Linked DNA regions of Homo sapiens: region 1 is linked to region 2. Evidence: read pairs that join two places in POLR2A ChIA-PET (ENCODE). Cell type or tissue: MCF 10A. All regions are shown on one strand. Links, peaks and the distances in the headings refer to the core of each region. The heading gives the core; the rest is flanking DNA.

Region 1 (2,910 bases), core at 326-2,825, 230 kb after region 2:
ATGCCCTGTGTAGTCAGCTTTTTTAGATTCCACACATCAATGAGATCATGCAGTATTTTACATTTCTGTGCCTGGCTCAGTCCACTTGGCATAACATCCTTCAGGTTGAAGGACAGAGTTTCAGCATTACCACCCTTTTGTGGCACCTGGGACTTTCCCAGCACTAAGGGTCCTATGTCCCAGGAAACCATCAGTCCTGGGCAACCAGGATGGTTAGTCACCTGAAGTGAAGTAAGTAGGAAGCAAGAACAGCCATCAATGAGATTGGGTAAGGCTGCCGCGTCCGTCCCTGTAATCCCAGCTACTTTGGAGTTTGAGGCAGGAGGATCACTTAAGCCCAGGCGCTTGAGACCAGCCTGGGCAACAGCAAGACACCCATCTCAAAGGAAAAAAAATGATTGGGGAAGGAGGTGCTGGGGATTTTTTTGGTAGCAAAGTGAACCTGGGGAGGCACCTCCAACTGGGCCACACAAGTTACCCAATCCCAAGAGAGCACGAGAGAATGGAGAGAAGTGGTCTTTTCCTTATGGTTTTTAAGCTTCTGATCAAAACAATCTGTCGTGAGAGAAAATCTTTAGCAACAAAGGCTTTGAGCTCATGAGGGAAAAACCCCAACTAATGCCCAAAAAGAAATAAAATAGGAGTCTTAGCTGATAGCCAGTGAAAAGAGAAAAATTCAAAATATTATCCACATCACCTACCCTATCTCTGCAGTTAATGGAAAATCACATCGTCTGTGAGCTTTTTGGAAAGAGGTTCACTAGATAAGACCGTCTGAAAAAAATCTGCCATAGAGAACTATTGACCATACCATTTGTTTTTCTTCTATTCTCTGGCTGTGATTGTAAACTTTGCTTGCTTGATAAGAACCTTTCATGTGAAGGAGCTATAGATAATATCCTCCTAGGTCCCGGGCTTATGCTCAAATGATAAATCATGTCAAGATAAGGAAATCATTTGGTTCTTTAAAGTTGAAAAGAAGATGTGATTAAAAATGTTATTTTGTGGCTATATGGGATGGTTTCCTATAATCAGTTACCCAAAATAAACCATATTATTTAGCGACTGTCTGCAGAAAGACAACCTAACAGATGTTTAAGACAATGAAAGAAAGCTGAAAATATCTCAAATATAGAAGTGCTTTTTTTTTAAAAAAATATGTGTATTGATTTTGGAGTGAGGGAGTGAGAGACATATGTTTATATATTTCTCGTTCCCTCACTAGCCTGATATTGCTTTTATGGGACAGGTTTTTTTTTCCTACATAAGATAGAAACTGATGCTGTGAACACTTCAAGTCTAGGAGAAAAAAATGTGAGTTGAAGCTATGTATGATCAGGATTTTGAACTGTAAGATATGTGGCTTGTGTGGAAATCTCTGAAGTCTATGAGATCACAAAGTGGAAGTCACAGGTAAACTGTGTCTGAGGAAGGTGCAGAGAAGGAAAGGAGAAAAAACTGCGCACGTTTGGAGTCACAGGTATTTTTGTTGCAATTTCACCATAGAATATAAGGCAGGGGGTTTCTTTTATGGATGAGAGCAGTAATCCACAAATATGACACCTTTTTTCCCACCCTCCCCCAGCCTGCTTACCCAACTCACTCACACTTCCTGTCTACCCCAAATAACCCGTACTTCTTGTCTATCCAAGACATCCAGTGCCTTAGGGCTCAGGGCTGAGACAGAGCGCGTGCCAACTGCACCTGCGCGGGGACTGAGTTCTCGGAGAAGGGACCCAATAGGTAAATGACTCCAGAAGGTCTTCTCCCAGCAGCCAGAATAAGACAGGAAATGAAGCCGCTTTATTGACAAGGTAAGGGAGCCAAGGCTGGGCCAGGTCTAGAATCGGGAAATGGGGGCATTTTCTACCGAGCAGACAGCCTTTGCTTCTCCCTCACAGCCAGGTGTCATATTTGTGGATTACTGCTCTCATTACTACTTCACTCACGAGAATCAGGCAGTTGGCAGCTGAGAGTCCTGGCCAGGGTTTCTCCCAGTTTTCCTCAAAAGCACCAGGGAGGATCAAGGGTCTGGGGTAGACCTGCTTTAGAAGCCTCAGGTGCGAGCCCTGAATTCGTGTGTCCTGAGCTGAGGACAAGTTTTTTGGTTCACTAGAGAGCATTCTCTGGTGGTGACTGAAGAATTCTCTGTCTGTGTTCTTTCCTGGTTTATTCTCCTGATATAAAATCCCAGGCTGTGCTAACAGCTTCACAAGGGGGGAGTTTCTGAAGAGCCCCAGATAGCACATTAAATAGGAATCTGTTGTGTGCTGGTCCCTGTTCTAGTCCTGCACATGAAGCAACTCCCAGCTTTGGGGCAGCAGGGAACATGTACACACTTACCTGTGGCCACAGAGGGTGGGCAGTGGATGCTAAGAGTGGCCAGCCACTCATGCAGGTAGGAGGCCAAGGCAGAAGGTCCTGGTTCTGAACCTGGAAGGAAGCAAATTCTAAGCATGAGAGAGGGGAAGCCAGCAGGGGAGGCACCAGGGCTTCCCCTCCTCCCGCTGAAGGGTTTTGAGTCCTATATTTTGCGGAGCGTCTTTCTCTCCTGGCTTTTCTGCTCCCTCCCTTCTCTCCCCTCACCGGCTTTTTACCCCTATCTAATTCTGAGCCCCATGGCAGACAAGAGGATCTGCAAGTGTGCGGGAGAGTGTGCATATTGGTGAGATGTGGGCATTGGTGAGATGTGGGCATTTGGAAGGAGAAGAACCTTCAGAATTATTTGGGGGAAAGGAAGGAGGTTTCCATTCTGGGTTCTTTCTTTACTTTTCTTTTTTTAGAGACAAGGTCTTGCTCTATCACCAAGGCTGGAGTGCGGTGGCACTATCATGCCTCACTGTTACCTCCCATTTCTGGGTTCAAGTGAGCCTCCTACCTCAGCCTCCTGAGTAGCTGGAACTAGAGGTA
Region 2 (2,910 bases), core at 168-2,667:
GAAGGCCCTTTTCTGGCTCATAGAAATAAGTTTGAAGGGAAAAAGTGAGAGAAGGAAGGAGCTCTAAGACTTAATTGTTCATTCATCAAATCGATCAATACTACGTGCCTGTCATGTGCCAGATACTATGCCAGGGGCTCTAGGGATAGCAGCAAAAAGACATCATCATCCTGCTCTTTTTTTTTTTTTTTTTGAGACGGAGTCTCGCTCTGTCGCCCAGGCTGGAGTGCAGTGGTGCAATCTCGGCTCACTGCAAGCTCCGCCTCCTGGGTTCACGCCATTCTCCTGCCTCAGCCTCCCAAGTAGCTGGGACTACAGGCGCCCGCCACTACGCCCGGCTAATTTTTTGTATTCTTAGTAAAGACAGGGTTTCACCGTGTTAGCCAGGATGGTCTTGATCTCCTGACCTCGTGATCCGCCCGCTTCGGCCTCCCAAAGTGCTGCATCATCCTGCTCTTATGCGGCTTAAGCTCCCATGTATGGTGGTGGTAGCGGCGGCTCTATATGCAGTATACACCTCATGGCACTTAAATTCTAGCATTCAGGGACTGTGGTCAGTGTGTAAACAAATGTTCAGTGCCCTAGTCAATTCCTGTGTCCTTAAAGGAATATTCCCTTTGTCCTTACAGGTTAGCCCAGTTGCTCCTGTGACCCCTCTCCCCACTTTTTTTAGAATCCCTATTAAATTTTGAATTTGCCCATTGATACAGCTGGAAGATTCAGGGTTTCTGTTTGATAAATCCACTTCGGGACTTGACATACTGGAAGCAGCACTTTGAAATGACCAGACAAGGGAGGTGGCCTGTGGAACTGCATAGACAAAGCTCATTCTTTGGTCATAACTTGAAATCAGTTCACAACTTCTCAAGTTTGATACCCAGGGGAGACACAGGCCCTAGCACAATTCTGACTGAGGTGCAGAAACTGGGAGAGCTCTTTCCAGGAAGCTTCCCTTTGTGTTCTGTCTGTGTCCACGGCACTAACAAGTGATCTTGTTTTCCCCCTCTCGCCAGGAATCTTACATCCTTTCTGCAGAACTTGGAGAAAAGTGTGAAGACATAGGCAAGAAGCTATTGTACTTGGAAGATCAACTTCACACAGCAATCCACAGTCATGATGAAGATCTCATTCATATCCTTTTCATCTTGCAGATGAAGCAAGGCAAAGTTATTTTATAAAAGAGAGTCTTTAAAGGGTAGTTTTTCATGCCTCAGAAGATGGCAACAAATAGATGCTGCCGTTATTTATAGCACAGAGCACCTCAGATCTCTGAGATTATCAGGTATGAAATGTTTTCGCTCTAGTTTTCAGTAAGCAATTCAGTATTTTTTTTCTTTTTTCTTTTTTTTTTTTTTTTTTTTTTGATGCCTTGGCTGGAGTGCAATGGTGTGATCTCAGCTCACTGCAGCCTCCACCTCCTGGGTTCAAACGGTTCTCCTGCCTCAGCCTCCTGAGTAGCTGGGATTACAGGTGCCCGCCAGCACGCCCAGCTAATTTTTTTGTATTTTTAGTAGAGAGAGGGTTTTGCCATGTTTGCCAGGCTGGTCTAGAACTCCTGACCTCAAGTGATCCGCCCGCCTTGGCCTCCCAAAGTGCTGGGATTACAGGCTTGGGCCACCGCATCCGGCCGCAATTCAGTATTTTTAATTGCTAAATCCAACCACTAACAATTAAGTTCAGACATGCACACGAGGAAGCCAAAGAAAATGCAGTTTCAAGTGAGTGTAAATCCAGCTCTGTGTGGCCCTGGTGAAGGAAAACAGTTGACTGGCTCGTTTTCCTACGAGCTTTTTCAATACCAAGCGTCCTAAATCCACCTCTGAATTTCTTTATCTAGCAACTCTACCTAGTAATGGGCAGTACAGTAACAAAGCAAACAGGACTTTAGATTATTTCCTTTCAACTTCTAACCATATACACATGGTTGAACTCAATTTAGTCCTTTCTGCTTCCCGGTGATAGAATTTCTTGCACCAGACTTAATATCCTTGGTGTCACACCTACAAACACCTTCATCAAAACTAGCTGCTAGTGAGCAAGATGGCCTGAGAACATACTGGCTTAGGTATGCATCCGTATGAAGCACTCCATTCTGTGTTGATCTGTGGACGCAGTTTGTCACTGGTTAGTTCTGCTGAGAGCAAATGGGTGGGTACCCAGTGGATGAAGGGATATGCAGCCCTATATCCTTTCAGTTATTTAATCACAAGTTGACACTTCTCTAGCTAAAAACACTTCCCTATTCATTCATCTTTCTATTCAGTAGAATGTCTTTTATTAGATGCGTTTGTGGCAAATTTAGCTATTTTGGTCTTTGCTTGTCATTGCTGTCTTACTTTTTAGAATTCCAGTTTTTACCATACTTTATGGGCTGTGTGTGTGTGTGTGTGTGTGTGTGTGTGTGTGTGTATAAGTAGCTTTGAATGGCCAAGGATTAATCTTAGTCATAAATACTCAGATCTGTGATTTAATGATAGAGCCAATGCTACACTTCCTTCCTTGTTATAACTTTACATTTTTGACCTTGTTTATTAAGCTGGGCAGAAAATTTCTTCAACTTAATCTGCAATGATTTTCACATTGCTTTAGGTAGATTTTGAAAAGCAGATATTCTGTTCTTCATAATTTCCTGCCTCTTAAAAATCTTGTATTTAAGCTATTATCAGAAAGTTTCCCAAAGAAGCATACAAACATAGAATAAGGATGGCGTTTTTATTTATTCCATGTTCATGGGATCACAAATCTTTGAGCACGTGTAAGGGGGTATGGCTTCCAGCAAATGGGCAGGTGATGGGGCACAGAGGAGGAGTCCGCTGCAGAGAGTCAATGGATATGAAGGGGTTCCCGTTCCCCAGCTCAGCAGATGGGCAGTTCCTAAGTGGGTTGTACCTCTGTCTTCAGGTAGCAGTT

Evidence for each region. Peaks named below come from ENCODE experiments on the same cell type or tissue, not always from the same donor. Only the 100,000 strongest peaks of a DNase experiment are listed, where the experiment ranks them.
Region 1: POLR2A ChIA-PET joins it to region 2 with 5 read pairs; 2 of 35 experiments call an interaction of 5 or more read pairs at or near these places.

What each region holds. Positions count from the first base shown.
Region 1 is chr1:232,259,391-232,262,300 of GRCh38, forward strand. It overlaps LOC124904550 (a long non-coding RNA gene), which reads left to right and starts at 1,642. Exons shown (of 2, transcript XR_007066942.1): 1 at 1,642-1,814. In MCF 10A, for the core only: no CTCF peak of the experiment used is centred there; a DNase peak (open chromatin) is centred at 1,651.
Region 2 is chr1:232,025,422-232,028,331 of GRCh38, forward strand. DISC1 (DISC1 scaffold protein) reads left to right here. Exons shown (of 13, transcript NM_018662.3): 12 at 1,014-1,131. TSNAX-DISC1 (TSNAX-DISC1 readthrough (NMD candidate)) reads left to right here. Exons shown (of 16, transcript NR_028393.1): 15 at 1,014-1,131. It overlaps LOC124904549 (a long non-coding RNA gene), which reads left to right and starts at 1,145. Exons shown (of 2, transcript XR_007066941.1): 1 at 1,145-2,910. In MCF 10A, for the core only: no CTCF peak of the experiment used is centred there; no DNase peak of the experiment used is centred there.